Regions from separate parts of the Homo sapiens genome. Here region 2 is linked to region 1. The links are chromatin contacts, found by Hi-C or POLR2A ChIA-PET in ENCODE. All regions are on one chromosome and are shown on one strand. The core of a region is the stretch at or near the end of the contact, and the rest is flanking DNA. Distances in the headings are between cores, read along the strand shown.

The links. A loop is a pair of places that touch in the nucleus more often than their neighbours do. ChIA-PET counts read pairs that join two places held with the same protein, here RNA polymerase II (POLR2A). Pooled maps may share reads with other maps.
Region 2: a loop to region 1 is called in a map with no recorded cell type, with 7 times the contacts of the local background. The contact joins the enhancer-like site here to the promoter of HPSE2 in region 1. A Hi-C loop is called at or near these places in 2 of 37 single-sample maps with no recorded cell type and 1 of 50 pooled maps. POLR2A ChIA-PET finds 5 or more read pairs at or near these places in 1 of 52 experiments (BJ).

The regions. Positions count from the first base shown.
Region 1 is chr10:99,232,559-99,237,956 of GRCh38, reverse strand. It overlaps HPSE2 (heparanase 2 (inactive)), which reads left to right and starts at 2,105. Exons shown (of 12, transcript NM_021828.5): 1 at 2,105-2,444. The coding sequence starts at 2,155. RefSeq lists enhancers at 527-1,027, 1,028-1,528 and a silencer at 3,676-3,795.
Region 2 is chr10:98,337,833-98,343,230 of GRCh38, reverse strand. No RefSeq gene overlaps it. Among named protein-coding and RNA genes, the nearest start is that of MIR1287, 55 kb to the left of the region's middle. RefSeq lists an enhancer at 2,528-2,657. Within about 2 kb of position 2,855, at least 7 of the 41 ENCODE cell types and tissues checked have a DNase peak (open chromatin) inside an H3K27ac peak, as active enhancers do.

The DNA.
Region 1 (5,398 bases), core at 856-3,355:
GCATATTATTTCAGTGTGTTGAGCATGATTGGATTTACCATTAATTTACTTCACAGAATTTATTGAGTGCCTACTAAGTGCTCCAGTCTGGGAACACAAAGGCAAAAGTGTTTGCCCGCCAGGCTGTTGCCATCTCTAAGAGGTGCTCAATACATACTTAAAAATTACAAGAATTTCGACTGAAATTTATGTCACACCACACACCCATACACAGACACACACACACAGTTTAAAGGATCTAGATGTCTTAGAAATGTTCAGGAACTGAAGGAAACAGGCCTTAGGGCTGGAGCCAACATCCAATACTTCACTATGTAACAGCTTGATTTAAAAAAATCATCTTTAAATAATATGACTTGCATTTGCTTTCTCCCATATCCTCATCTTATGCAGTCCTATTTCTAGAAGGTCGTCATGGCGCTTCACAGATGAATGCAACATAATCTCGATTTCCTGGGTGCTTAGGTTGGTAGAGGCTTTTCAGGGAACTTCAGTTGAAGGTCATCTATTCCAGCTGTTTTCAGATTTGTTAATCCTGGTCTGGGTGGAGGTAAGAGGATACAGGTTGCTATTACAGCGTTTGCTGGGCTTTAAGACTAACCCTTGTCCATCCACTTCTGGGGAAAACCCTTGCTCTGCATTTTAGGGTTTTGCTTGTTTGATACCAAGGAGGGCCCTGGACGCTTCTGCGTTTCTGACTGCCCGCACTACATAAAGTAGTTCCCTTCATCTGCCAAGTAGAAGTCCCATTTTGTCTCAGAAAGAAGCCGAAAGTGGGGCCCAGCAATGTGACTGCAGCAAACTGTGCCTGATCCCTTTCCCGCGCTTCAGGATAGGACCTAGAGTTCAATTTGCAAGCTGTTGTGGGGTGGAAGCTCAATGAGCAGCGGCGGGTCGTGCATCACAGCGGCTTCCGGCTGTTATTCCCCATCCAGGGCTATGTGACTCTGGTTTTGACTGGGGGCCGAGATGGAAACCCGAAAGTGTCACTATGGTCCCATCTGGCACTGTAAAGGCGCACTTCCCTGCAGGAGGGCTAAGTATAGGATTGACCTCCAGGAGGGTCTGGAGGGGGGACTCTACCTGTGCAGCAGAATAGAGTGGCCAAGAAGTGGCACAGTTGGACGCAGAGCCGCCCTGACTATCCAAGCACAGCTCAGGTAGCTTCGACTTGGCCAAAGCCAGCATGTATTGACGCTCCCAAGACGCTTATTCCTCGGTTGCGGGAAGAGCAGAGCAGAGCGAGGGCGCATGTCCCTTTTGGCCCTCGGATCGGAAAAGCTGCTTGACCAGGTCACTATGTTTTTCCTTCTTGCTACTCTTTGCCCTATGGAGGTCAGAGGATGCTTCGGTGTGGCTATCCAACGCGTCACAGAGATCAGGGCTCCTCTTCGGGGAATGTCCTTCAGGGCTCTATGCTTTGACAGGAATCACCGCCTCAAGACCCCTCTGCAACTTAACCGCCCTTGGTATTGCTGCTTCAACCAGAAAAGGGCCCTGAGCGGACGAAGTGCCTGACGCTGTCAGGAGAAACAAGCGTGCTGTCGGTGGGAACTCTATCCCAGCGCGTCCCGGGTTGGCGCTGGGGCTTTCGGGTCGGAGTCGGAGCTTGAACCGCCCTCCAGAGCCTCTCAGGGAAGGACGTAAAAACGAGACCCTTTGCTCTGTACCCAGACGGTACAACGGCATGGTTTGGATTCCTCCCTCTGCTTCCTGACCCTAGAGGGTTAAATTAGGAGGGTACAACGCCACCCTTTTCTCCTCCTTCCCGCCTGCTCCCCTCCCCTTACCTTTAAAAAGTTAAAAAATGTCTGCAGTAGAAATCTCTTAAAGGGGCGGTGCCGGTGTACGAGTTCTCTTGGCAAGAGTCACGGGGAAGGCTGGCTAGGGGCGTGAGTTCGCTCCACCAGCACCAAAACACTGAAAAAAAAAATTAAAAAAAATTAAAAAAAAAAAAGAAAAAAACAAAACGAGCGAGCGAGCGAGCGAGAGAGAGAGAGAGCGGGAGAGAGAGAGAGTGTGTGTGTGTTGGGGGGGTGGTGGGAGGAAGGGAAAAAAAGGGGGGAAAAAGGCGGACAGACACACACTTTAGATAAGGACAATTAGTCACTAGCGAGACCCAGTAGGAAGAGAGGTTTAAATCAGAGGGATTGAATGAGGGTGCTTTGTGCCTTCCCTGAAGCCATGCCCTCCAGCAACTCCCGCCCCCCCGCGTGCCTAGCCCCGGGGGCTCTCTACTTGGCTCTGTTGCTCCATCTCTCCCTTTCCTCCCAGGCTGGAGACAGGAGACCCTTGCCTGTAGACAGAGCTGCAGGTTTGAAGGAAAAGACCCTGATTCTACTTGATGTGAGCACCAAGAACCCAGTCAGGACAGTCAATGAGAACTTCCTCTCTCTGCAGCTGGATCCGTCCATCATTCATGATGGCTGGCTCGATTTCCTAAGGTAAGGCAGGGGTTTCGATGGATCATTTAAAATTTTTTAGTAACACCCCCTCAAGCCCTTCCTATCCCCCATTCCAAAGGGGAAAGAAGAAAATAAGCCAAGCAGATCTCTCAAAGAGAAGAAAAGAGGTTTTCCTTCTCCTGGATTGTGTGCTGTGAGGCTGTAACTAGTGATTGAGAAAAGCAATGTTTTCTATTAAGATGCACATGTTTGCAATGCAGAAGGCATTTCAGAAACTTATCAGTTATGACTGAAAAAATGTTGTGCTTACATATATCCACAATTAGCCTTCCCGTCTACTTCTGAAAAAGAAACAAGAGGTTCAGAGCAGTTACAAAAGCGAAGAAAAGGTCTCAAACAACAAAGAGCTGAAAGGAATGGGTATGTGTGTGTGTGTGTGTGTGTGTGTGTATGTGAGACAGGAGAGTGTGTGTGTGTGAGTGTTCAAGCGGGATTGCACGAAACTGGAATTTTCCACGGAAAGATCGTTTCGTCAGTTCTCTCCCACTCTCAGAAAACGAATTTAAGCAGAGGCTTGAGTGGTGGGCAAGTTGGATCGGAGTTAAAATTTTTTATTTTATATCCTCCGCTGTCATTTCCAGACTTCAGGACTTTGTAAGGCGCTTTTTATAGACGGAATGCCCCCCTCCCCCCGCCAGTTCCTCCTCCTTAAATCTCCTGCGGTAACTGCACAGTTTAGCTTTTCTTTAAAGGAAAAAAAAAATCCTCGCTGGGGTCACAGCGTTATAAGGGAAGCGGTAAGAGTCCTAGAAATACTCCAGGGAGGCTTCGGAGATCTGAACTCCGCACCAGCAGATTAGCAAACCCGGAGGTTTGTGATCCCCTTTGCTCTAGGGCTTGTAATCTAATTGGGCTCACACTCTTCCCGGGTTGTTGCAGTTTGGCAGTTAGGCAACTGCGATCCCTTCCCATCAGGGACAGAGTTGCAGTGTAAAATAAGAAATAAATCCTCTGCAATGTCGAATCCAAGTGTTGAGTTTTTAAAAATTCCCTACAAGTTGGAGCCTCAGCTGTGGGTTCCCCTCGAAGAGCCCTCAGCGCTCTCAGTCCCACTTTGCCCCGAGGCCAGGTCCGTTGTGCGTCCTTCGTATTTTTCACTCCTTGCGAAATTCGAGTTTTGCTTCTTGAGGTGCGCCCGCCTCTCAGCTCTTGGGGTTGTCCCCCTGGCCCGGGTCGGGTCTGCGGACGCGGCAGGTAGCGGGAGGCGCCACGTGGAGCGCTCCTTCCACGTGGAGGAAAGGTAGCCGGAGGACTGAGAGGCTGTAGCTGCCCTTGCCGAGGCCGTTTCGGTTCCTGTTGGTGCGGTTGCCGCGAGGGCGGAACAGCCAGCTCCGCGCGGCCCAGCTTCCTCTTCGAAAGCTCTTTCGTGCAGCAGAGCGCGTCTATGAGCTCGTCCGAATGTAGGGTGCAACGGAGTTTTCCGCAACGCTTGTCCCACTTTCATTGAACTCCTTCAGCTGCGCAGACCCCCTTTCCCCCACCAGCTTTCTTTCTTTTTTTAAAAAATCTGCCTGTTCGCCTAATGCTTTCCTGCCTCAGAAAAGAGTCTGGAAGGCAGATTTTCGGGGAAGAAGTCCTGGCGGGGCGCATTCGCATTGGCTGTGCAGGCTTCTGGATGAAAGGTTGTTGGAACTGCCCTTTCCCCAGGACCGGATTCGCGCGGACGTCTCCTTTGCCACAGTAGGCCCACGCGACGCCCTGACTGTGCCTGTCCTGGAGTGCGGTCCCGGAGACTTCTGCCAAACGACCATTCTGGTTACAAGACCCTGGGGTAGCCACGTCTCTTCTCAAAAAACTCTCCAAAAGCAGAGTCTGTTTTTTCTTTCTCGTATCCACCTCCTTTATGATGCTCTTTAACGTCACCATGTGGATTTGGGTTTTCAGAATCTGAAACAGTAAAGCGTTAAAAAATAATTTACAGACCCGGAACTCAACAGCTGATCCCCTCTGCATTATCAGTATCTGCATTGCTCCTTTTCTACTCCTTCCCAAAGCAGCAGCCTTTGGCTTTTAAAAAACCTATTGATGGAAATCCTGACCTTAAATAGATGCAAATGCTATTGTTTTGTGCTCATTTAGTATCCCATAACGCGCAGGTTCCACATTTCGGCAAGCTTCATTTTCCCTAGCGGTTCCAAACGGCCCCAAGTGGGAAAGAAGAAAGATGGAGCCTAACTCGGGGGTGGGGTGGGGAGGAGGATGTTACCTTTCCTGAGATCAGGCGGAATTATTTCAGGGGCCAAAGAGACTTTGCCTTTACTGTGTGTGTGTGTGGTGGTGGTGGTGGTGGTGCGGGAGTGGAGAAGTGTTCTTGGAAAGGCGAGGGTTTACCCTGGGGATCTCTCCGTCCGGGGATTTGGGAAACAATGCAGTTTTTACAATATAGTGAAAAAGGAAAATCAACTCGGACATTAAAAGAAAGAAAGTAGGAATCCACTTAAGCTCAGGCGCCGGGCCTGGTCTGAGAGAAACAAGGCAGGTTTCACCTCCTGCACGGAGGTTTGTGGGGCCCCTGGGGCTGCGGAGGCAATGCCGGCTTTCAGCATACAAGTTTTTGGCAACGGTCGGAAGCCAGAGGTAGGCGCGCCTAGCGCGTCTCCGCCCGGAGCGCTTTCCTGGCAGTGGCAGAAGCCGGGCAACTGCGCTTTAGCGCCGTGCTCGTAGCACGTACACCCACCCCATACAAACACTCTATGAACAAACACTATCTGTAGCCTTTAGGAGATCAGGATCTGGGTGTCTGCGGGAGGGGGCCGCTGCGGGCGTCTGGAAGCGGGAGGCACAGCCCCCAGAGCCGGGCGGTGAGGGCGGGCTGGGGCGCAGGGCAGCGGCCAAGGGCCAGCGTGGACTGCCGGCTGGGGCAGGCACAGAGCCTCTAGCCCCGGCCAGGTCGCCCTCAGGGAGTAGGAAGAGGGCCCTTCTCCGTGCCCCAC
Region 2 (5,398 bases), core at 1,606-4,105, 900 kb after region 1:
AGGAATGAGAAAGCAGAGGAAGACTTACAAAAAATTATTTAAGGATAGGAGATGTTTCCAAATGTTGCAAATTTGCCTTCTATTTGCATTTACATTTCCCAGTTTACAGTGTTTTCACAAATACTAGTTCCCTTGTTAAATCCCCACAGTGACTATGAGCCCCCTGGTCTTATAGAGATGGAGCTGATGTGGTTCTATGGAGTTAAGAGAGTTGTCCAAAGTGGCATCTAGCATGAACGAGGATGCAAACCCAGGATGACTGGCTTGGCCGCCCTTGGCCACCACCTTGACCTTGAACCCATCATATCATCCCTCTTTTCTCTCTACTCCGTCACCCGCTCCTCATCTCATGGGCTCTCAGCCTCTTACCTTGACTCCTGCCTGCAGCATATATTCATCCCTGTCTGTGAGGGACTGGAATTGTTCTCCTTTTACCCTCTATGGTCTCCCTTCTCCCACCACAATCTGTGCTCAGCTTTAGGTCGCCTTTGGTTGTTGACCCAGGTAATATTCAGCTCAGACCCTGAGACTTGGCCTGGTGCTGGCCGATATGACCAGTATCCATAAGAAAGGATTTCAACAATCGCCACACAGAAGAATTATGCACACAAAACAAGAGGGTCTTTCTGCCACATCTCTGAACAGGAAAATCAATTCAACAAATATTTATTGGCACTTACTCTGTGCAAGGCATAGTCTGTATATTAAAAAGAGAAATGGTATGGCCTTGAGGTGGTGGAGAAAATAAAAACATGGTTCAACCGATTTGTAAATGTCTGAGAGACTACAGGGAACAAGGTAGACTCCATAAAGTGCTTGTCCAATCAAACTAATATCTCTATTTATTCCACAATAAGAATAATGACAGCTGGAAAGATATGTCATCCCTTTGGACAGGTGTATGACTTCTCTTCCAGAAGCCAAACAATGAGCTGCATCCAGAGGCGTCACTGCGCCCGAGGGAGTGAGTGGAGGGACCAGAATGCAGGCGGGGGAGGCAGGCACGGGCAGGCACCCATGGGACTTGACTTACAAGTGAAGTGGCTTCCATAGTTGAAGCTGCAGGGGGAAGGTTAGCTGGGAATGCTTGTGCTGATGGTTCCTCCCTGGCAGGAAGGAGGTTCCTGGAGTCTCCTCCTTCCAACTCTAGTATCCAATTTGACTCCATATAGATCTTGTGTGTTCTTTTTTCTTGTAGAAGAACTGCTGTGCATACCTTCAGGGCACAGGAAACTACAAGATTAAGTTATGACTTGCAGGACTGTATTTGTCTGATGGAAATTGCAGGTGGCTGGCCAGGCGCGGTGGCTCACGCCTGTAATCCCAGTATCTTGGGAGGCCAAGGCGGGCATATCACGAGGTCAAGAGATGGAGACCATCTTGGCCAACATGGTGAAACCTCGTCTCTACTAAAAAATACAAAAATTAGTCGGGCGTGGTGGCGGGCACCTGTAATCCCAGCTTATTCAGGAGGCTGAGGCGAGAGAATCCCTTGAACTTGGGAGGCAGAGGTTACAGTGAGCCAAGATTATGCCACTGCATTCCAGCCTGGTGACAGAGTGAGACTCTGTCTCAAAAAAAAAAAAAAGAAAAAAAAGAAAAGAAATTGCAGGTGGCTACATGTTCTCACTTAAAAAAAAGAAATTGCAGATGGCTGCATGTTCTCACTTATAAGTGGGCTAAGGAATGTGTACACATGGACCTAGTAGAAAGACACTGGGGACTCAGAAGGGTGGGATGGTGGGAGGGGAATGAAGGATGAGAAATTACCTAATAGGTACAGTGTACACTATTCAGGTAATGGTTACACTACAAGCCCAGACTCCACCACCACTCAATATATCAACATCACGAAACTACACTTGTAGTCCCCGAATCTATAAAAATAACAATTAAAAAAAAAAGAAACTAGAGGTAGAAATGAAAGAAAGCTGTCAGGCTAAAAAAAGTATCTGCCAGGGCATCCCATGGAGTCACAGAACTGCAGGGACCCCAAGGGCAAGTGACCACTTTGCAGCAAAGGGCACCAGCCTCAGCTGGGACATCTGCCCTGGCCCTGGCACACTGCCTGTGCTGGCTCACCAGCCCACCTTCAGGCAGCTCTGCTTATCAGCACACTCTTTCTTAATACTCACTTTCATCACTTCCACTCGGTGATGGCAGCTTCTGCTCCTTAAGGCCATAATGAACAAGCATAATTCATAGACTTTTTAGTGTTGGGGACTCAAATGCAAGATTAAGAACTCCTAGAGTGCAGGGACCAAATTAAACGTTTGAGATTCTTTTAAAATTATGAAAGAAATACAAGCTGCTGGTATAAAATTCAAACCGCACAGAAGCAGGCATAGTAAAAACATTCTAGTCTCCCTTCGCCCCTGCCCCAGAGACACTCACTATTAACAGCTTCCAGACTTTTTATTATGCATTTATATTAATGCGAGCTGTGATTCAGTCCAATTTGCACTTTTAAAAAGCTCTCTCTGGTTCCAGGGTGGAGGACAGACTGGAAGAGCCAGGGGTAAGAACAGGAAGTCCACTTGGCCAAGGTGAAAAATAACAGTGACCCAGACAAGGTGGCAGCAAAGGAGATAGAGCTGAGGGGGGAGATCCGATGTCTTTGGGGGTGGTAGAACCAGCACACAATTGCTGAGTGACTCACTGGACCAGTGTTCACGGTGATCTTCCCTCCCTTCTCTGCACTGCTCTTTTGTCCAAGTTCTCCCTGGCAACAGTCAGAGAAGCAGAAGGTTTTAAAAATAGACCTGAGCTTCCCCTCACCTGCCACCAGAACGTGGTCTCAGAATAGCAGAGCAAAAGACAGAGCAGAGAGCTGCCCCCTACTAGAGGCAAAGGAGACATTTCCTTTCAAATCTCTATTTTTAAATTCTGAGCACTTACTAGAAAGTGACCCGCTAATGTACCTGGGTATTTATTTCTTGATGGTTCCCAACCCGTGGGTAGAATTTGGAGAGGCTGGGTATTTGGGAAAATAACTGACTTGTACCACGTTTGCAAATGCCCCAGATTTATCCCTGGGGTGTGAACCTATTTGCGGATTTCTTTTCTTTTTCCTCTTTCTTTTTTAGATTGCCTGAGCCATTCCTATACATAGCCAGAGAAGAGGCTGACTGCAAATAGCTGCTTAAAGAAACAGAGCAATTTGGAATAAGCAAAAATAGCTCTTTGTGGTAACTTGAGTGTCTCATTTTCAATATTGATTTCCGTGTCCTCTTGAGTGTGGTTTTCTGGAACTGCATGGGCAGGCAGGTGATGGTACCACCCTGTTTATTTCCGGATGCACACAACACGCAGTGGCCCTCTGGTCACGTGTGCTTAAATACTGAAATAAACCCAGGGAGCAGACTTATTTTCACATGTGGTTGTTAAAACTGTGGGTACCACACTCACCTTGGCCCACAGATGTCTTACAAGGTCTTTCAGGTGCACAGAGCAGCCCATAGCAGATCTTCTATGGAATGTGATTCCTACCATCAGGTGCTACCTCAACTCCCTTTTTTTTTTTTTTTTTTTTGAGAGAGGGTCTCACTCTGTTACCCAGGCTGGAGTGCAGTGGCACAATCTCAGCTTACTGCAACCTCTGCCTCCCTGGTTCAAGCAGTTCTCCTGCCTCAGCCTCCCAAGTAGCAGGGATTACAGGCACCCACCACCACGCCTGGCTAATTTTTGTATTTTTAGTAGAGACGGGGTTTCTCTGTGTTGGCCAGGCTGGTCTTGGACTCCTGACCTCAAGTGATCTGCCCACTTTGGCCTCCCAAAGTGCTGGGATTATAGGCATGAGCCACCACGCCCAGCCTGAACTCCCTTCCTTTTGCTTATGTGTTCACTGCCCAGGTGAGTTTTGGAAATTAGTGGCATTACTTCAAAACAGAGTTTCACAACCAGGCCACACTTCAGACCTTTGAAGCCCTGGGGATGAAGTCTAGGCACACGCAATGTGAAAAAGTTGCGTCCAAGAGTCTGGTGTGCACCCTGGTAAGTCCTGTGGCTTTTGAACCAGCTACACTTGCACATACTGGGACACAGGGAGCATCAGAGTGCTCAAAAGACAAGTGTTAGAACCCCCAGGCAGCTGCAATAATACACTAGAAACCCCAGCCGGGACTTTGGAGAAGCACCCCACTGGCCTGCATCTCTCATTTGGAAATACTTTATCCACCATGCGCAGAAAGAAAAAAAAAAAACAGAAACCAAGTTGAGATTCATCCAAAGATGGATGGATTTCAAAATAATCATGCTGAGTAAAAGAAGCCCGACAAAAAATGAATCATATGGTATGCTTCCATTTATAAAAAGTTTAGAAAATGCAAGCTAATCGATAGTGACAGAGAGCAGATCCGTGTTTGCTGGGGGACAAGGAGAAGGGAGGGATGGATTGCAAAAGGGCAAAGGAAACTTTTTGGGGTGATGGATCTGTTCATTATTCTGATAGTGATGATTTTCACAGGTGTGTACCTATGTCAAAACTCATCAAATTGTACACTTAAATGTGTGTAGTTTATTGTATGTCTGTTATATCACAACAAAGCTGGAAAAAAGAAAGGCTACTCCAAAAGTGAGTTCGCTAGGCGGTGCTATTCCTGAGTCACAGGAAGGTCACTAGACTGTAAGAATAGTTCACCTTCAGCACTATGCCAGGCCCGTGCTATGCCTTTACAAGCATTATATCATTTAATCCTGAAACAACCCTAGGAGGAAAGGGAGGCGTAGAGATGATGAGTAGTCTGCTCAGATTCCCTCAGTGGGTCAGTGGAGCTGGGGTTGGATCCATGTCAAAATGACGCCACAGCCCAAGCTCTGAAATCCAAGGAAGCATTTTGTTCTGGCTGCACCACTAAATGGCCGTATGACTGAGTTGGGAGGGTCCTTAGGCAAATATCCTTTTGGGAACCTACATAATCCCCAAGCAATATCTCTTTATAAGAATTTCTTTGGGGGAAAAGTCACCAACCCCAAATTAGTCAAAGCTTGTAGGTCTTAAATAGAAAGCCAGCTAATATCTCATAAGTACAGTGTATCGTTTTGAACTTAGGAGTCACTGGAGGTTTGAAAGGTGCGTTGGGCTTTCAGCTGTATACTTGTTTTTTCACCCTGAGACAGAGTCTTGCTCTGTCATCCTGGCTGGAGTGCAGTGGTGTGATCTCAGCTCACTGCAACCTCTGCCTCCCGGGTTTAAGCAATTCTCTTGCCTCAGCCTCCGGAGTAGCTGGGATTACAGGCACCCGCCACCATGCCCAGCTAATTTTTGTATTTTTAGTAGAGACGGGGTTTCATCATGTTGGCCCAGGTTGGTCTCGAACTCCTGACCCCATGATCCACACACCTCAGGCTCCCAAAGTGCTAGGATTACAGGCGTGAGCCACTGCATCTGGCCTCAGCT